Regions from separate parts of the Mus musculus genome. Here region 2 is linked to region 1. Evidence: chromatin loops called from intact Hi-C (ENCODE). Cell type or tissue: left cerebral cortex. All regions are shown on one strand. Links, peaks and the distances in the headings refer to the core of each region. The heading gives the core; the rest is flanking DNA. Region 1 holds the start of Gm29822 (a long non-coding RNA gene). Region 2 has its middle 57 kb from the start of Erbb4.

What was found. Peaks named below come from ENCODE experiments on the same cell type or tissue, not always from the same donor. Only the 100,000 strongest peaks of a DNase experiment are listed, where the experiment ranks them.
Region 2: a loop joins it to region 1, with 6 times the contacts of the local background. A loop is called at or near these places in 4 of 42 quality-filtered maps.

The regions. Positions count from the first base shown.
Region 1 is chr1:69,780,090-69,791,008 of GRCm38, forward strand. It overlaps Gm29822 (a long non-coding RNA gene), which reads right to left and starts at 7,500. Exons shown (of 3, transcript XR_373478.2): 1 at 7,374-7,500; 2 at 6,642-6,864. In left cerebral cortex, for the core only: a CTCF peak has its summit at 5,224 (motif pointing right); a DNase peak (open chromatin) is centred at 5,235.
Region 2 is chr1:69,159,696-69,170,614 of GRCm38, forward strand. No RefSeq gene overlaps it. Among named protein-coding and RNA genes, the nearest start is that of Erbb4, 57 kb to the left of the region's middle. In left cerebral cortex, for the core only: a CTCF peak has its summit at 5,675 (motif pointing right); a DNase peak (open chromatin) is centred at 5,688.

The DNA.
Region 1 (10,919 bases), core at 1,425-9,424:
TAGATTAAGGCTTTCAGTTTAGTATTTTTAAGGGATTCCTGAATGTGTGAATGAGTGGGTCTCTGAGTCTCATAAGGTCTCTTGAGGTTCTTTTTCTTTTGTTGGATTTCCTTGTTCAACTTCGACGTGACGGCATTTGTTTTGTCTTATTATATTTTGTTTTGTTAATCTTCAATTGTTTTCTCTAGAAGCCCCTTATTTTCTAATGAGAGACAGAAAGACCATGGAACTGGATGGGAGGGGAGGTAGGGAGGAGCTGGGAGGAGTAGAGGGAGGGGACACTGTAATTAGGATTTATTGTACATCTTACTGGGTCCATGGTCAAAAGAAGTCTTATGGCCCCTCCAAACATTGCAGGCAATATATTGTCAAGGCTGTTGGCTGCTCTCCGCAGCCTGAGGTAAGAACCTGTAACCGAGGACAGCATTTGCTTGTGTTATTGAACATAGAGAAGTCAAGCTGGTGACCAGCTAGGCTTTACCCATACTGATTAGCACTCACGGCTCTGGCAGGTACTTTCAACATTACCAACCTAGAAACAGAGTAGATATCATCAATATCACCCAGCTACAAATCCTGCAAAGCACAATAATGATCTGCTTGTAAGATATGCTGGTGCAGTAATGCCCCAAACACTATGAGAGTAACCAACTGCCCCCTCCTCCTTTTTTTTTTTTTTTTGAAAATTTCCTTATTCTCACATCCTATGTGTTGGGTAGATACTGAAGAGCCAGCAAAACATTGGTTAAACAGGCAGAGTTAAATAGAAGGTAGGTAGCAGATGGAGCCCATGCAGGTCGAACAATCTCAAACTCAAGAGAGTTCTGGTGAGAAGAGCTAGCAGAGATTCTAGGCAATCAGGCAGGCCATTTTAGGTCCACGGTGTTTAGAAGAAAGTTTCAAGTGTTAGCAGAGAGTTGGAGGGCTAAATGAGCTCTTTATTTCTTGAATATCTAGCATCCTGGCTGAATACTGTGGCTCAGGCTCTACTCCTGATAAGTAATCCAGCTTGAGGTCAAAGATAAGACTTTGCTCTGAACTTAAGGAAGGCATTACTAATAGCTTTCTATCTGTCACCAAAGATTTGTCCTCAAATCAAATTCTATAAGTCAAAACCTAGTTGGTTGTTGAAAATGACTCACAAACTATTTAGGGATAGGAACAAAGTTAGAACCTGTTTTCAACTTGAAGTCTAAGACCTTTGATACCATGTTCAGAATGAACCAAAAATGAAGACTATCATGTTTAATATTGATTTTTGACAAATTCAACTGTTACTAGCATTTCATAACTATGAATAGAACTAATAATTACTGTCAGATTATTGAGATATTGTGAAACAATTCAATCACATGGGTAGCAAAATATGCATGTGTTTGTCTTTGGAAATACTAATAATTAACTGATTTTCTGAATGCTGTCTATGTCTGTCCTTCTGACTATATAGATCAGGAAATTCAGAGCAGGAAAATTCCATTTTAAGAAAATTATTTAATACAAAATATTTTCATGTATAAATCACATAGATAAAAATTCCTTTTTTTCTTTTTCAAAATTTGACATTAAAAATGCTAAAGATTTTTGGTCATCTTTTAAATGTTGTTATTAATTGTCCTAATTATGAAGTTCTTTGAATCAATAGTTTACATAAAATAAATTTGTATTTTATTAGACAATCTGGCCATTAATTCAAAGGTATTGATCTTCTCTCTGGTAATAATTGCATCTGTAATAGTCCTATTATTGCTTTATAACCTTTAATGTGAGCATTGACATCTTGTTCCACACATGAAATCTTTTTATTCTTGGAATTATTTTACCACAGTCTTGCAGAACTTTCACAAAATGAACAGATTTCAAATTGACGAAAGCTTAACAATGGGGTGTATTTGAAGTTTCCACAAAACTCATCAGAAAATCCATTTGATCATGTCCAGTGTTAGAGTGTGCCTGCACTAGGTAGCTCTAGGCTTTATTTGTTTTTAAGCTGATATAAATAACAGATACACACACACACACACACACACACACACACACACACTCATGCAACCTTTGGACATTCAGTGGCTCATGACATCAGTGCTACACTTTAGTACACTTGCCTCAACTGAAAAAGTAGGGTGGGCATTCTAAGAAGGCGTCTGAAGTGCCTACAGGAAGTGGCATGTGTTGGGAGTTATTATATAACAAAACAATGCCAATTTAATGCTTCCACTACTGGGAAGACAATGGGCCAGGAAATGATTTTGATGAAATACACACGACTGACAGAGGAGTCAGATAATTCACAGGTAAAGAAACATGTCCAGGAAATTATTTAAAGATGTAAAAAGAGAAGGGTAAATATGAGGTGACACCTGTATTCAAGAAAACATTTATGCTGTGTTCTTTGAAAGAATAGCTCTACTGGCAACATCAGCACTAAGAATAAGCAAATACAGATGTCAAGCCTCTAACCTAGGAAGAACCAGGCCCTGCATTTTAATAACGTTCTTTAGGTGGATTGCAAGAACGCTAACGTGAGAGTAAAATTCGGGAAACCTGCTTTTGACATTAACAAGATTAAAATGCACACCTTCAAATGGTCTCAAAATTACTTATGAAAATTTTCTCTCCTGCTTAAACTCTACATTTTAAATGGACACATGTTTGGAGTCTGATTGTGTATTTATTTCATTCCTTGCTTTTTCTTTCACAAGATATATGATCAACAAATTATTTATAAAAGAGTACTAAAGCACCCAGTTACCTAAGACGTGGTTCGTTATAATATTAATGTACAAGACATTTTTTAATGGATTGAATAGCTTTGGGGGAGGTTGCTCTAAGAATCACATCCTCGGTTTTAAATGTGGTCCTGCGCATTATCCTTCAGAAGTTAATCAAGCTTCGAAGTCTTTCTCGAACTAGGCACTAGTGCCACAGATGTGTTCAGTTTCTGTAAAGGAATTGAACCACGTGATCATGTGAACAATTTTGTAAGGATAATAGTTTCAAGTAAAGTTTCTCAAGCCAATAAACATGTGTTCTTAATAACACTTTAATATGAAATTCTGTTATATAAAAATGATGCCAATTTAACAATGTATCCACTACAGGCAAGGGTCTCAGAGACTTTATCTCAAACGGCCAGAATCAAAGAAATGTTTTGGAAAGTGTCTCTGATGTGACTTAAGACGAGGATAAAATAGTCTTTATGGTTTACTTATCTCGGCACACCCATCTACCATGCATGGTATATTACAGCCCCAAGATCTTTCCATTTAATTTAGTTTTATTTTAATTTTCTCATTATCCAGCTTAACACAGTTTACCCAGTTGTCTTTGCTGCAGACACTTTTCAGTACTATCCAGAGAACCAAAGTCCACCACTGGGAGCAAAACGATGTCATAGCCACGGATGACATCATGCCCATGGACATTCAAAGAGCAAGCTATTAGCTTGGAAAGTAGTCTTCAAAGTGAGTTCCAAAATGATTTTGGACAAAAAGGATATATATCTTTTTAAAGAATATAGGCTGTCCTTAAACATTTGTTCTTACAGTTTCCATTTGCCAGGTTTGGTGACCCATGCTGTATCCCAGTGCTTCAGAGGGGCTGGCAAAGTACCAATGGTTCAAGGCCACCTTTGACTAAATAAGAAATGTGAAGTCAGTCTGGGCTATGTGAAATCCTACATCAAGGAGACAAAGAAAACTATAAAAACCAGACAAATAATCAAGGTTTCATATTCATTAAGGCTTAGGAAATTCTTACATATTTGCCAAGATACTTGTTTTATTGTCTCAAAAATATGTCATATGACTGAAGGAGGTAGAAAAATCTCAAATTCAAATGGTGCACCTTTCTCTTTTAATTCAAGATGAACCCTTGAGGCATAGGATAAAATAAGATTAAATTGATTACTATAAAAATGATAGAAGGTTCTAGGTCAAGTTGGTTATTGGAAACAAAGTCACTATCATGTTTCATCAACTCTCAGGACCCATTGCCAAGGGTTTTCATTATACACAGGGCATGAAGCACTTTATAAATCATGGGATCTGTTGACATTCAATTACATTCTGCCTTATTAATAAGAACTGTGGAATGTTTTCAGGTGTCTGCTCACCATAAAACCAGCCTTTCCTTTCACAAGGCTTCTCTTTCCCACATGAAAAATTTTCGTATAGTGCATTTAAGCATCTAAGGTACAAATCCTGATAATTTTGAAATGTTTAAAACTGTAATTTTCCTAGAACCTTCAAAATCAGCACCTGCCCATGTGCTCAGGAGCTGACTCACCGGTTCAAATGTGAAGAAAGACTTTGTTTCCCCCAAGAACACCCAGTCCACACATACCTCTATTTTCCGTGCATTTTTTATGAGTCTGTCCAGAGCGTCTGTAGAATACTTTGGAAGCTTTCAGGAGGCGGACTGCCTGTCCGCAGTCTTGTAACTGTCAAGTCACTGTCTCATCAGAACTAAATCCCGCTGAATGACAAGAGTCTATATATTGTCACTCACTCCCTTGTAATGAGGATTCATCTTCCTTTCTATTATAGACATTATTTTCCAACGGAAGGATTCTTATATATGGCTTTCGGATCAGCGTTCTGAAGCACCAGCCACAGGCTTGTTAGCTCTCAAGCACGGACTCTGGGGCTGTGGTTAAATCCCTGTGCATACTTGGAAAAGTATTACTGTTGTTATTGTTCTTAACATAACTGTCCTTATGTTTACTCCTTATGGATCCTGGTTATTGGGAGCTAAAAAATTCTCTCTATAATTTTGCAAACAGTAGAAGAGAGGGTGCACGTGACAGACATTTTCAAGACTACTCTAGATTTTATGAACCATTGCTATGAAGTACATGACATTTTGAGATCAGTAAACATTAGGGTCTTCTACATATCCATAGATATGTAAACATATACCCATGCCTGAAGTAGCTCGTATTTATGTAGGAGTAAATATTTTAATTGAATTAGATCTCAAATAATCTGTTTTTTAAAAAAGTACTTGAGGCCAGCCTGGTCTACAGAGTGAGTTCCAGGACAGCCCAGGACTGCACAGAGAAATCCTGTCTCGAAAAACAAAAACAAAAACAAAAACAAAAACAAAAAAAACAAAAACAAAACAAACAAACCCAATCCAAATAAACAAACAAACAAAAAAGGAAAACAACGTACTTCAAACCTCTCATGTTCACTAATTCCTTAAGGTAGAAATATTTATATATGGCCACAAGGCGGCGCTAATGATCTGCGAATGTCAGTAATGTACTACAGCTATAAAGTAATTTGGCAATTATGTGTACATGTTGAATTATTTGCTTCTGCTGCTGCTATCAACATATTTCTCGGCAATAAATACCAAATTTTGCAATAAGAATAAAATAAATTTCTTTCAATGCCCACAATACAATATTGTGCTTTCTTTAGAAAAAAATATTTTTCTACACAGAAATCCTTTAATGTCTCCACTTTAAATGCTTGCTACTGTTCTAAGCACTCAATACATATGTTTTTAAAGAAGTAAATAATAATTGTCTGAAGTCCAATTTAAGAAATGCAGTGGAGCTGTAAAAGTAGCTAAGGAGGTACAACACTTGTCATGTATGTCTGAAGACGTATTTAATCCCTAGATGGAAGGAGAGACCTGACTGGACAAACTTAAACACACACACACACACACACACATACACACACACACACACACACACACACACACACACATCACATCACATCACACCGCACACACTAATAATACATAAATAAAACCACTGCTAATGCCTAATTCATTTTCTATGAAATATGACATTTTTATCAGAGACAAAAGTAGTGGTTATTCTTTTCATGTCAATGAGTGGCCTTGAATAAACTTTTCTTTTTCTTCTTCTTCTTCTTCTTCTTCTTCTTCTTCTTCTTCTTCTTCTTCTTCTTCTTCTTCTTCTTCTTCTTCTTCTTCTTCTCCTTCTCCTTCTCCTTCTCCTTCTCCTTCTCCTTCTCCTTCTCCTTCTCCTTCTCCTTCTCCTTCTCCTTCTCCTTCTCCTTCTCCTTCTCCTTCTCCTTCTCCTTCTCCTTCTCCTTCTCCTTCTCCTTCTCCTTCTCCTTCTCCTTCTCCTTCTCCTTCTCCTTCTCCTCCTCCTCCTCCTCCTCCTCCTCCTCCTCCTCCTCCTCCTCCTCCTTCTCCTTCTCCTTTTCTCCTTCTCTCTCTCTCTCTCTCTCTCTCTCTCTCTCTCCCTCTCCCTCTCCGTCTCCGTCTCCGTCTCTATCTCTGTCTCTGTCTCTCTTTTAAACTTTTGGTTGAGACAGAGTTCCCCATTATGTACCCCAAAGTCCATGCTGATCGGGACTCAAAACGTCTTGCCTCACACAAACTGGGCCACAGTGCCTAATACAATTCTCCATTGCATCCCTCAATATATAAAGCCCAGAGAGAGTGTGCTCAAAGATAACAACCATTAGAAGATTTCCAGATGGTAAAAATTTCAGAATTTGAGGGGATTAAAGATTATACTTGGTTTGAATTTTAAAACAGGTAATTATTTTCAACCTTTGACTTTGTATACAAATGCAGAAATCACTACTGCAATTTCATCAAGAGATACCACGAGTGCTTTTTTTTTTACTTCCAGATTAAAAATGCAAAGAGCTTACCGAGGAAGGCTGGCACTCCTGGCCTTAAAACTGTGCAGTTTAATGAATCCCAGGGTGTTACTAACATGCAGAAAAACTTGCTTATTTCCTCTTCCTCTGCCCCAGTGCTCCCACACAGTAGGGGTCAAAGTACCATCCCTTTGCAGAGGAGAATTCCGGAGGGTTCCAGGTCCCCATAAACTGAGCAAGTATTCTGTCAATATTGACTCATCTGTAGAAGGTCCTGTGAGCAAAGCAGAGAGAAGCCTTTGAGCTAAACCTGGTGTGTTAACACTCCCCAAACAAATATGGTTGCCCTTGGACAACTCCACTGCGCCCCTGCCCTCCAAGAGTGCCCGCATCAGAGAGTACCTTACACGCTTCCCTGTGGAGACCCTTCAACGACTTCCTGAGATGAAAAGCTGCCCTTCCCTGAGCCTGTGCTCTTACTGGAGTTTATCTTTCTACAGTGTTTTTTTCTATGATCATAGACAACCCGAGGGAATGTGTATTTGTGGGCCCCTGGATTGCGTTCACTCTGAAACCGGTCTGTACATCAGGGAGGTTAAAGAAGCCAAGCGCCTTCAAGTCGAGACTGGAAAATTGTCACCATCAGCCCTGTTTAATCAGAATGTCCTCATGACTAATAGTCTATGGTAATACAAGTTTCCTTTGACATTGGAAGATTTAAGTGAGGATTTCTTCTTTGTGACAGCTGGTGGCAACGATCTCATCGTGCGAATAGAAACTGACCTTCCAAGCTCTGGGACCGTGGGTACGATGGGAGGACCTCACACAGAGAGCGGATCTGGATGTTGCCTTCAGGCTACGAGTCTGACGTCTGGGCTAGGACTCCACAAACACTGTGAGCATCGCTGATTTAGGTGTCTGGACTTTGTCCCGACTTTCAACCTGGGCTACGAGTTCCAACTGGCTGGTCTCACGAGACAATCCTTCTCTGTCACACACTGCTTGCCTGCATACCTTACTGCTTGCTCTTCAGAGAGTTGTTCTGACTTCCCTGGGTCACTGTCTGGTCATTGCAACCTGGAGATTTAGTTAAATGTTTCAACATTGACTTCAGTCACTCCCGGGGCTGACAAATCCCAGACCACCCGTTCTTGAAGGCCATCACTCATCTCCAAATCTTGTTGAAATGAATTATGTGACTCTTCACAGCTGTCACACCTCGCTACCTATCTGTTTAAGCACCATCTTTCTGCGTGGTGGAGTTCCTTGCATGGCTGCCCTGTGCCCATAGTAGTAGGTCTATTCTCTCCTAGCTCCAGAACTGACCGCCTCTTTCTACTCCAGCATCAAAACCCAAACTCAGAAGTGTTGTTCTTACTTTTTCTGGGGTCATCACCTGTAAACAAGGGCTTTCTCTACTCGGGCATCTTTGTTCATCTCGGTGGCTGCTTTGTCTTAGTTTCAAGACAGATCTTACTTCCCTGGGTTATTTTCTGATGTCTTAAACTAGTTTTAATCCAGGGTGCAAGTTACTGATAAGATGGGAGCCAGTTACAGATCAGTAACTGAATTAGGTCTCCTGTCTGCCTTTTGTGTTACGGAAATGGGAGTGTTGGTTTTCCTCTAGAGAAGTTGACATCTAAGTGGATTCTCATAGGCCATTCACTGAGAATATCCTCTTAGTAGTAGGAAAAAAATAATTGGTAGGAAACAACAACTTTGACACTCTTGGACTTTCTACTGTAGCGTAGAACAGATGTATCACCACGGGAGATGATGCTAGGGACCAGGATATAAACAGAACCGAGATGAGAAAGACACGGAGCTGGTAGCTCACTTGTTTACGTCAACTTCTATGACCTGCAGGCTTGGGGGAGGGTCCTGCAAGGATGCACAAAAAATAAATTTGTATTATTAGTATTCCTGCATTCCCGAGTAATGTTTTTGCCCGAGGTTAGAAACATTAGGGAAAATCAAAGAAATCGCTGACTTGGGAAGATTCCTGAGGCACAAAGACCTGGTCTGGAATGATGAAAACATGTATGCCTCCTCGGGCAGCAAGCAAGAGATGCGGCGCTGGATGCCAGGGATATTCTCATGTGTGACACCTGGGTAGTTGCTCCGTTTCTAGTTAGAATAAATTCACCCTGTCTTCTAAGGAGTTCTTCAACTGTTAATCTTGTCACATGACTGACAAAGAGGACCGGGAGAACAATGCTTAAGCATTGCTCTGGGGGTTGGGTGGTTCATTTCCCTGGGGTCAGGAGCTAAATGGGGTAACACAGCAAGCATATATTGAATGGATATCCTAGGTAAGCTGCCCGGTTTTCCTATTCCTCAATTTTCCAATCTGTAAAATGGAGACCTAGGCACCTAATACAGATACCATGATGAGTTTAGTCCAAGTGAAGGGTCTGTGTGTCCGGTAAGGATAAGCATTTAGTATGCAAGGTGATCTGAGCAATATTTACCTAAGGATGTTACCATAGAAGGATACTGTTTACTGGGTGGCTTCCCCTGGCTTGCTCAGCTTGCTTTCTTATAGAATCCGACTCCCAGCCCAGGGATGGCACCACCCGCTATAGGCCCTCCCACCCTTGATCACTAATTGAGAAAATGCCTTACAGTTGGATCTCATGTCGGCATTTCCTCAAGGGAGGCTCCTTTCTCTGTGATAACTCCAGCTTGTGTCAAACTGACACACAAAAGCAGCCAGTACAGACATCCCCAGGACGAGTGTGTGTGGGGGTGGGGTGGGGGGGGTGGGGTGGGGGGGCACTAGTCATCAGGGTAGTTGACGATCTTATCCACAAGAAAGGGAAAACTCGTTGTCAGAAGCATGCGGCTGGCTTTTTCCTCCTGGAACCACCACATAGGAGCTTTGGGCCCTTCACAGTGTCCTGCACTTACGATGGAATATGCAGAGCATAATGAACTCTCAATATTTTAAAATGGTTATCAATCTTTCAGTGTTTGAGTGTGTATCACTAGCTTAATAACCATGTGTAGAACTCTTGGTGGCATAGTGTATGTTTTTAAAATGTTGTCTTTGCCTCAAGTCCATTTCCTTCCATTTTTATGTAGCTATGCCCAAGTTATGTCTACGAGGGCTTTGTGATTTATATACCAAATGCAATTTATCGTAAGTGTACCTTTTAATTAGAGTGCTGCCATGTAGTCTATTTATTCAGGGACTTCGAGCATCATCTCTTCTATAGGACAGCTGATATATAAAGTACATTAATGGAATAACAATTATCATTTAAAACTCGTTATTGGCATTGGTTGGAAGCAATGTAGGAAGCACATTATAAACACATTCATGTTCGCCATTTACTATCTTTTCCTGGGCTGTTGTCTCCAAATTTAACAAGGAGAATTTCATTGCTAATTAGATTTAGAAAACAGTCTGGAAACTAATAGAAACATAAATTTAGGAGGAGGGTGCAATTAGTTCAAAACCACCCCTGAAATCTTTATTACTATTGAATAGGATGATATGTGTTTAATATATATATATATATATATATATATATATATATATATATATATATATGTAATATTTTCAGAATGGTCTTAAGTAATAGCATGTACAACATAATTTGTAGCAAAAGAAAAAGATGCCCTTATCTATGTGGAAAGTATGCATTTAAAAAATTTTTAAGAGGTGCTATACCGGTTACCAATAATTTTAAGATTTCTGTCAGTAGTGGCTCATGGCAGACAGTTTGAAATGATCGTTGCTCTATTTGGACAGTAGATGGCGCTGTTGCCATTTTCCAACAATACGCTGAGTCAGAATGGGCTCGGCTCCAGGATGCAGACTTTTTCTTTTTTCTTTTCCCAATTAAAGCAAGAAGACTGCCATCGGAGAATCAATCTTGAAAGTCATTATGAATTCGAAATGAAGTCTAGGTTTCATTCTTTCCTTTCGCACCTCTGCCATAAAATGCTCCTTCTTGCGGCCTAAGCTCTTTCCTGTATAATGACTTTCTTTTGAATGATTTCAGAGCTTTTGCTGGCGTAAGAGAACAAAGTCTTTCATAGACAACGTTGAGAAAAATCTATCTCTTCGTGATTAGGATAATAAGCCTCTGTACTTGATTTTGATATGTATTATACGTCTGCTGTCGCCTTATGTGGGTAGCATGGCGGTGGCCACGTCTGCCACAGGCAACTTTCCGATCTCACTGGGATGATTACCCGCGTTTACATTTTATTACGAATTGTTGAAATGACCTCCGGGCCAGCTCTTTTGTCATTCCCAAATCCATTTGCGGCTATGTTGGATTCTAAAACACACAACACAACAATGAGAGCAACAACAAC
Region 2 (10,919 bases), core at 1,918-9,917, 620 kb before region 1:
GAGAGAGCTGGACCAGTTACCACCCAGACCCAGGCCCAATGCTTTGAATTGGCCTGCCTCTACATCTACCTCATATATGAACTGCTGAAGCACATTAAGGGGCTGTCCTGTATATCAAGAGCTGTGGGATCTCCAGGACACAGGACAATGGCCTGATCTCTAAGAGGAGTCCCCATGAGGATGCAGTGTTCATAGTGCAGCAGAACCTCTCGAGGCCTCAAGCCAGACAAATAACTCATTGCAATGAACATTTGCATGTAAAGACGTATGCAAAATGGTATACTGTGGGACACACTGAGGCACACTGCAGCTTCTAGGGTCAAATGTCTTGTTTGCTGTTTTTATTTATTCTTTACTTTCGTTGGTGGGAGGCAGGGCGGGGGTGAAAGGCCAGAAGGGCAGATACAAAGGGATGGGAGGAGTGGGATTGAGATTCATGTTGTGAAATTCACAAAGAATCAATAGAAATTCAAAAAATAAGAAAGCAACTATAAATTAATCTAGGGTTTGAAAGAAGAAATTGGTGCATCAAGAACAAAAAAGTAATAATATCATTACCAGTCTGGGTCTGGATATGACCAAGCAAGAGACTGGAGTCAGAATGTTTATATGGATTATTCTACAGTGTTGGGAATTTGTCTTTAAATTAAGCACATTTCTACATATATCTATAAGCTTAACTTGACACACCATCTGTATGCTCTAAGATAAAGCAGAACACTATAACCCAAACAGCCATTAAAATATATAATAAATAAATACATACATACATAAATAAATACATAAATACATAAATGGCAGTGTAGGGTTTGGAATCAACTATGAAACACTTGTCACTTTTAGGATATTATCCTCAAAAGAATAGGAACTGGATAATGTGCAGCCCTATTAACAGAGGGAGGAAATGAAGCAACTCTAGTAATGCTTAAGCAATTTGGATTTGGATCAGAAGATATCAGTCAATGGTTATGAGTGCATTTTGCTTTTGCAAAGGATCCAGATTTGGTTCTCCAGAACCCACTTGAAGGCTCACAATATTCTGCTTCCATGCGATTCAGTGCTGTCCTCTTTGCCTCTGTGGGCACCCGGCTTGCAGGTGGTATGCATACATATAGGTAGGCAAAATAGTCATACACGTAATGTTAAAATAAATAAATAAATAAATAAATAAATAAATAAATAAATAAATAAATGTTGTAGGAAGAATACTGAATTTAACAGCAGCATGTTAGCGGGATTAGACTGTTGCACTGACAGGAAATCGATCCTTTTGGAGGTTGTTACCTATAGCCCAATAAGAATGTCATGCAGGATAAAACAAGAGAACAAAGATACCAACCTGGGTGAAGGTAAGTTTATCACTTGTAACATATTATGCATACTAATGCATTAATCAGAATATAATGCAGCTTCATATAAAAATCAATGTGTGGGAAAGAACTCTAGCATCTGCAGATGAAATGAAACTTGAATTTGGCTGTTGAAGTTTTAAGCTTAGGACTTCTTACTAAATGTACAACGTTTTGGAAATTAACTAAATGCCTTCATATTGTTATTTCTTGAAAACAGGGCTAGCATATCCCATTACAGATGCACATAAACGTATGTGTATATGTACATATAATGCATGGTTATATTCCTATTTATGTTATTACATGTAAATACATTATTCCCCAGAGGGAACGAAATGTTATAAGTGTTAAACTACGTAAAACAACATTAGCTGTTATGATAGTTAATTGTTTTCTTTCTTTTTAAAGATTTATTTATTTATTTAATGTGTATGAGTGCTCTGTCTGCATGTACACCTACATGCCAGAATAGGGCATCAGAATTCATTATAAATGGTTGTAAGTTACAATGAAATTGCTGGGAAGTGAGCTCAGGGTCTCTGGAAGATCACACACAATTGTTTTCTTGTTTACATACTCTGCTCTCTCCCCTCTCTCCACTCCCTCTCTCTCTTTCCCTCCCTCTCTCTCCTCTCCTCTCTCTCTCACTAATATATATATATATGTATATATATATATATATGTGTATGTGTATATATATACACACATATATGTGTGTGTGTGTCTGTGTCTGTGTGTATGGACTTTCTCTACCAATTCTATGCACTTTCATCTTCCAATTCAAATAATGTTATTTGTCACATCCTTGTAATATCTGAAGAAAGGAATTTTGCTAATTCCTGGTACAATTATTGTTTTTATTGCATTGATGAGCGTGTGGGATGCTTTTTATCTCCCAGTGTGCTGCACCAACTTTGCCAATCCTGTGCTTATGCTAAAATTAACATCTTCTTTACAACCAAGTTAAATTGGCTACATCACCTGCAAATTTTATATTTTAAAAGTATAATTGTAGTAAGCACTGTAGCAGAAAAAGATGTTCTACTTCAACATCATCTGGGTTTCTTAGTGTCCATCATGTTTGCTCTTTTGTTTGTGTTGTTGTTGTTGTTGTTGTTGTTGAGACAGGATTTCTCTGAGTGTATCTGGCTATCTTAGAATTCACTCTGGAGACCAGGCTGACCTCTAACTCACAGAGATTCGCCTACCTTTACCTTCCAAGTTCTGGGTTTAAAGGCATGCCCCACCATTGCCCAGCGCACTTTTGTTATTTTTGTTGAAATTCTTAGTCTTTACTCTGTAAAAATCCATTTTCTTTGTGTGTCCTTTTTTTTGGCTGTAAAGTCCCCAGGGCACAGTTTTTACTGCTATCAGATGAGCCAAATTCTAAAATAGTGCACATAATACTAGCATCCATATACACCCAACCAGCTGGAGTGTCCCCAAGTACTGGTATTATTTCTCTTCTTGTGAGTAGCTTTGTGTTGTATTCTACTTTGGTTTTAACTTTTTTTGTTTGCTTGATTGTTTGTTTGTTTTTTAAATTTTTTGTTTTTGCTTTTTGAAACAGGTGGAACTCAATTTGTAGACCAGGCTGGCTTCAAATTCAGAAACCTTCCAGCCTCTTCCTCCCAAGTGCTAGGATTAAAGGTGTGCACCACCATGCCCGGCTTTTAAATTCTTTTTTTAGATATTTTCTTCATTTACATTTCAAATGCTATCCCCTTTCCTAGTTTCCTCCCAAAAGTCCCCTGTACCCTCCCCTAGACCTGTTCCCCAACCTACCCACTCCTACTTCCTGGCCCTGGTATTCCCCTGCCCTGGGGCATATAATCTTCACAAGACCAAGGGCCTCTCCTCCCATTGATGGCCGACTAGGCCATCCTCTACTACATATGCAGTTAGAGACACAAGCTCTGGGGGTACTGGTTAGTTCATATTGTTGTTCTACCTATAGGGTTGCAGACCCATTCAGCTCCTTGGGTACTTTCTCTAGCTCCTTCATTGGGGACCCTGTGTTCCATCCAATAGATGACTGTGAGCATCCACTTCTGTATTTGCCAGGCATTGGCTTAGCCTCAAAAGAGATAGCCATATAAAGACAGCATTTTCAACAAATGATGCTGGCCCAACTGGCGGTTATCATGTAGAAGAATGTATATTGATCCATTCTTATCTCCTTGTACAAAGCTCAAGTCTAAGTGGATCAAAGATCTACACATAAAACCAGAGACACTGAAACTTATAGGGGAGAAAGTGGGGAAAAGCCTTGAAGATATGGGTAAAGGGGGAAAAATCCTGAAAAGAACAGCAATGGCTTGTGCTGTAAGATCAAGAATATACAAATGGGACCTCATAAAATTGCAAAGCTTTTGTAAGGCAAAGGACACTGTCAACAAGACAAATGGCCACCAACAGATTGGGAAAAGATCCTTACCAATCCTAAATCCAATAAGAGACTAATATCCAATATATATAAAGAACTCAAGAAGGTGGACTCCAGAAAAATCAAATAACCCTATTTAAAAATGGGGTACAGAGCTAAACAAAGAATTCTCAACTGAAGAATACTGAATGGTTGAGAAGCACCTAAAAAATGTTCAACATCCTTAATCATCAGGGAAATGCAAATCAAAACAACCCTGAGATTCCACCTCACACCAGTCAGAATGGCTTAGATCAAAAATTCATGTGACAGCAGATGTTGGCAGGATGTGGAGAAAGAGGAACACTCCTCCATTGCTGGTGGGATTGCAAGCTGGTACAACCACTCTGGAAGACAGTTTAGCAGTTCCTCAGAAAATTGGGCATAGTACTACCGGAAGATCCAGCAATACCTCTCCTGGGCATATACCCAGAAGACGTTCCAACTGGTAGTAAGGACACATGCTCCAATATGTTCACAGCAGCCTTATTTATAATAGTCAGAAGCTGGAAAGAACCCAGATGTCCCTCAACAGAGGAATGGATACAGAAAATGTGGTACATTTACACAATGGAGTACTACTCAGCTATTAAAAACAATAAATTTATGAAATTCTTAGGCAAATGAATGGATCTGGAGGGCATCATCCTGAGTGAGGTAACCCAATCACAAAAGAACACACATGATATGCACTCACTGATAAGTGGATATTAGCCCAGAAACTTAAAATGCCCAAGATACGATTTGCAAAATACATGAAACTCAAGAAGAAGGAAGACCAAATTGTGATTCTTAGAAGGGGGAACAAAATACCTATGGAAGGAATTATAGAGACAAAGTTCAGAGCTGAGATGGAAGGAAGGACCATCCAGAGACTGCCTCACCCAGGGACCCATCCCATAAACAACCACCAAACCCAGACACTATTGCATATGCCAACAAGAGCCTGCTGACAGAACCCTGATATAGCTGTCTCTTGTGTGTCCCATTTTTAACATCTAGAGTAGAAGTTATCTGGGGGGAGAATGAGTATTGTTGCCTAAACATAGGTAATTTGCCTTCAAGTGGTTTTCTTTTACAATTTATCTTTCTTTTGTCTCAGTAAGGGTGAGGCCCTTGGGCCACAAGACACAAAGCACTAGGTACTACTAAGTAGTACTCAGTATTCTACAAAAAAATACTGAGCATGTTAACAATATAAATTGCACTGCCTAGAGCAGGAGAAATGAAAGGAATAGGAGGGGAGAACAACTGTATCAGACAACGAAATGACTGTGGTTTATGAGACACGTAGTCGTGCTTATATGGTAGAGGGATAGAAGTCAGTGTCCAGGGTCTTCTTCAATCAGCTTTAACTTATCTTTTGAAACAGGACAGTTCACCAGAACCTGGGTCTCACTAGACTGGATGCCATCTAGCACAAGAGACTTAGCCACGTCAGCCACCCCAGTGCTCAGAACACAGGCATGTATGCCACTCCTGGATTTTTATGTGGTACAGGAAAATCAATGCAGGTCCTCCTGCTGGACCAGCAAGTACTTTATAGACAGAAACCATCGCCTCAAGGCCATTAATTTTGTTTTTGAGAGTGAGAAATTTGAGTGTTCAAAAAAAAAAAAAAAACCTAAGGGTACATTGTGGAGAAGTACAGAATTAGCATCAAAATTGCAGAATTCCTGAGGAGCATAAAGAGGAAGACCACACATTGATAGACTGAGTCCAGAGTTATGTGAGCTGATAGACAGGGATGCACAGTCTAATGTCATAGTCATAAGGATGAAGAGGAGTCACTAGGAAACCTTCATTGTAAATATGTAACCTTTTTTCTCATGTATCTTCAACCAACCTAAAGTCAAAGGATTTCGAATCCAGGGACACTTTTATTTCAGACACTAGATGTCACTGTTCTACTTAGACAAAGAGCAGTTCTTCATTCTGAATCGCATTGTATTTACCTAATCAGATTCACCTGTGTGCAGCTCTGAGTCACCTCAACTTGCCTCACAGGCTTTCAAAACAATGTAAAAGGGATTTGGAACAAAAGTAGACGAAAGCAAAGCTAGCTTCATGTTTCTTTGGGCATATTCACAGTAGTTGTGTCACACGTAAACTAAAAATTAAGAAACGAATTCAACATGAAAAATGATGTACAACATTAAGAATACAACTTTTATTACATAAGAAAAAATATTGCACACACACACACACTAACGACATTCAAACCAGGTCTTCATCCCTGTGTCTATGTCCACATGTCTGGTGAAACTATCTTCAAAGAACCAACTTAAAAGTTTGTGGTATAGCTCAGTGGTAGAGACATGCATAGCATAGAAATGCCCTCATTTCCAGTGTTTAGGGGAAAGAAGAGACGAGGAAGTAAAGGAGATTAGAAAGAAAGAAAGCCAGAAGGGTGTAGGAAGAAGGAAATGGAGATCAGGGTTGGAGAGGGGAATGATATTTTTAAAATATATCCAGAAACCCATAGTCACAGTGAGCAAAACTGAAATTTAAGTACAAAGCTTGACAAACCTTGACAATATTGAAGATTCACTTTGCTTTGACAAGCTCATGTCTGGGGACTGTCTAAACTTGAAAGACATACAAAAGGAAAGGTCCTCAAAAAATATATTTTTTGTTGTTGTTGCTGTTTCTTTTCTTTCTCTTTTCTTATGTACACAGTTACTAAAAATATTCCATTAGGAAATCGAGCATCATGTTCTCCCCAAAGTGTCTAGGAACTTAAGTCCCCTTAACCTTGGATATTAATTTAGACACTGGGCTCTAGATACTCCATGTGGTGTTGTCTTAAGTGATATGAAGAAGCAAAAGATGAAACAAAACATTGTGAAAATGGTTGGTAAAATAGTCAGGTACCAGGGCCTGCAGAGATGGCTCAGCATTTAAGAGCACTGACTGTTCTTCCAGAGGTCTGGATTTCCATTCCCAGTAACCACATGGTGGCTCACAACCATCGATGATGGGACCTGATGCCCTCTTCTAGTATGCCTGAAGATAGCTACAGTGTACTCATATGAGTACAATAAATAAATAAGTCTTTTAAAAAGTAGTCAGGTACCCAACTCTCCATAAAAACTACGGGAATACAAGCTGAAATTTTGAAACTTACAGAAGGCCCAGTAGATGGAAGTAGAAAATTAGTGTAGGCATCAGCTTCTTGCCTGATTCTGGGTGGTATGATATCTTACCAAGATGTCATAGTAACTCAGGTAATTTATGAATTGATCAATTCCTGGTTTCCTACCAATCATGGTTCCTGGTTCTCTGGATGATTGTGAAGTGGACTAAGCTGGAAATATGATTTCAATCCTCTTAATTGTCCCCTATCTCTCTCATGTGTCCCCATAGAATCTGATCTGAAGACCCCACATGCCTGTACCACAAACAAATGATTGCCATCATTCCTTTTACCCCTTGTTATAGAAAAATAAATGACAGAGACAACTTACGGGAACTTGACTCACTCTCTGATGGTCCTGTTCATCGTGACTAGAAAGCTATGGCAGCAAGTGTGGCCGTAGCTGTGGTGGCAGGAAAGTGAGGCATCTGGTTACACAGAATCCCACTATCCACAAACAGAGAAAGATACATTTTGATGCTCAGCTTGCTTTCTTGCCTTACCCCCAACCCCTGTCTGAAGTGGAAATTTCTGGTTGCATTATGTGATGCAAGCTCAGGTGATGATGTCTTGCTGAAGCAGACTCAGGAGATGTTTTGCTTAAGCAGACCTGTAAGAGGACACATTTGGAGAGAGTATAAGTCGGACCTAACACACAATGGCTGGATGCTTTCACTGCGTGTCGTGCAATGCTTCCCTGGTTTCACCTCTGTGCTTGTCTTCACTTCACTGGGAGAAGTACAGCAGAGAATTCCTCCTGGTATTCTTGCTGGTTCTGGTTGTTCCTGCTGACTCATGCCAATTCAACAGAGGCCTGGCTGTTTCTGCTGGATCTTGCCACCACTGTTGATTTATGTTTGGTGACACTTTTTGAACTAGACTGTTGGTACCCTGGCACTACTGAACTGGACTGCTGGTCTCCTAACAACAGACTATGGAATCACTCCAAAGAACTACTTTTAAACAGGTCCACATCCTCTTGTCCTATTTAGCATCTTTTCTCCCCTACCTTTGAACAGTGGGCTAGAAGCGGGTCCAAGTATTTGATAACCCTTATTAAGGTAGGTTTTGAAAAATCTAAGCCTACACTGCCCTTTGTTTTCAGTTTAAGACTCAAACTCATAGAATGGTGTTCTACAATGGATCTTCATTTTTTAGTTAAACTGTTACAGTAACTTCATTACAGACACTCAGAGAGATGTGTCTCCTAAGTGATGTCAAACCCAGTGAAACAGACAATGGCCAACCATCACACTGAGTGAACACCATGAAGCATTTTCTTTTTTTTTTTTTTCCATTTTTTATTAGGTATTTAACTCATTTACATTTCCAATGCTATACCAAAAGTCCCCCATACCCACCCACCCCCACTCCCCTGCCCACCCACTCCCCCTTTTAGGCCCTGGTGTTCCCCTGTACTGGGGCATATAAAGTTTGCAAGTCCAATGGGCCTCTCTTTCCAGTGATGGCCGACTAGGCCATCTTTTGATATATATGCAGCTAGAGTCAAGAGCTCCGGGGTACTGGTTAGTTCATAATGTTGTTCCACCTATAGGGTTGCAGATCCCTTTAGCTCCTTGGCTACTTTCTCTAGCTCCTCCATTGGGAGACCTATGATCCATCCATTAGTTGACTGTGAGCATCCACTTCTGTGTTTGCTAGGCCCCGGCATAGTCTCACAAGAGACAGCTACATCTGGGTCCTTTCAATAAAATCTTGCTAGGGTATGCAATGGTGTCAGCGTTTGGATGCTGATTATGGGGTGGATCCCTGGATATGGCAGTGGCTTGTGCTGTAAGATCGAGAATTGACAAATGGGACCTAATGAAACTCCAAAGTTTCTGCAAGGCAAAAGACACCTTCAATAAGACAAAAAGACCACCAACAGATTGGGAAAGGATCTTTACCTATCCTAAATCAGAGAGGGGACTAATATCCAACATATATAAAGAACTCAAGAAGGTGGACTTCAGAAAATCAAATAACCCCATTAAAAAATGGGGCTCAGAACTGAACAAAGAATTCTCACCTGAGGAATACCGAATGGCAGAGAAGCACTTGAAAAAATGTTCAACATCCTTAATCATCAGGGAAATGCAAATCAAAACAACCCTGAGATTCCACCTCACACCAGTCAGAATGGCTAAGATCAAAAATTCAGGTGACAGCAGATGCTGGCGTGGATGTGGAGAAAGAGGAACACTCCTCCATTGTTGGTGGGAGTGCAGGCTTGTACAACCACTCTGGAAATCAGTCTGGCGGTTCCTCAGAAAACTGGACATAGTACTACCGGAGGATCCAGCAATACCTCTCCTGGGCATATATCCAGAAAATGCCCCAACAGGTAAGAAGGACACATGCTCCACTATGTTCATAGCAGCCTTATTTATAATAGCCAGAAGCTGGAAAGAACCTAGATGCCCCTCAACAGAGGAATGGATACAGAAAATGTGGTACATTTACACAATGGAGTACTACTCAGCTATTAAAAAGAATGAATTTATGAAATTCCTAGCCAAATGGATGGACCTGGAGGGCATCATCCTGAGTGAGGTAACACATTCACAAAGAAACTCACACAATATGTATTCACTGATATTTGGATATTAGCCCCAAACCTAGGATACCCAAGATATAAGATATAATTTGCTAAACACATGAAACTCAAGAAGAATGAAGACTGAAGTGTGGTCACTATGCCCCTCCTTAGATTTAGCATTTTCTTTACTCCAGAAAAATCACAGATGTGCCAACTTTCAACCCTCAGAGAATGGAACTGATCTCATATGTTGGGGGATATATCTAGTACAGATTCTTTTAGGGTCTTGTCTTAGTGCACAGCTAATTAAAAACTAAAAGAAAACATTTGTTTAGCAAATGTTTTATTTTACAGGTTGGTAGATCAATATTTTATATTACTAAACAAAGTATGATCTGAAAGTATAACCCAATAAAGTATTTGTGATATAATGACCCTTTCCCAGAGTATTTGTATCTTAATTTGAAGCTTCAACAGATACAGTGTTTCATTCAGTAGTGTATTTTTTATATACAGAAAAGCATTCTTAGATGCCCTTAAATAGCAAACAACCAATGTTGTCCTAATTAGAGAGGTTTAGTTGTTAGACTCACAGAGACCTAAAAGCAGAACGCTCTGGAGGCACATGCTGTGTTGTTTTCTTTCTATTGTTCTGGTTTTAAAAATTTGAAACTACAGAAAAGTATAGAAGAATGTAAGTTCTAATCCAAGCAGTTAGCAATAGCAATTAAATCACTTTTATCTCCAGCTAATACCCTCTTCCTTGCTCTTATGATCTCTCATGCCTCTATTTCTTTCCCTTATATGGGCATTTTACAAAAATGTAATATAGAATTTGTAGGTTTTATAATAATTTATACATAGGCTAGACACGTGGGAGATTTATGTGAAGTGACTATTAGACACTATTTACATAATTCATATGAACTAAATTCATAGTTTACAAGTTAAGAACTTCTGGTACATTATATTATTTGTTGTTGGTAAACATTGGCCCTTAAAGGGAGGGCAAGCTACTTTGATTAGATAAATGGGGTATGGTTATGTTACCAAACACTAAGACCATCTTCTATCTGAAATGATCATTGTGGAGAATAAAAAAACAAGCAATCTGTGCAAAATGACTGTACTTTATATCAAAATGTAAGACGTTCTTTGCTGTAAATACTGTCAGGGAGAAGAGAAGAGTATTAAAACACAATTTATTGTACTACACAGCCCCATTGCACCACCCATATGAATGTAATATTAAATCTCTAGAGTAGTATGAATAGTCTCATAAATGCAGAGTAATTTTACATCTTATGCACATATTAATGTAGCAATGTGGAGAGCAGAAAGGAGAAAGATGAAAGTCAAAGACATTAATACATTTCAGTTATCAACATAATGTGACCTGATGTGTGTAAGGACAGATCTTTCTTCTGTGTTGCCTTACTTTAAATCTTAGAGAAAAATCATGTATTC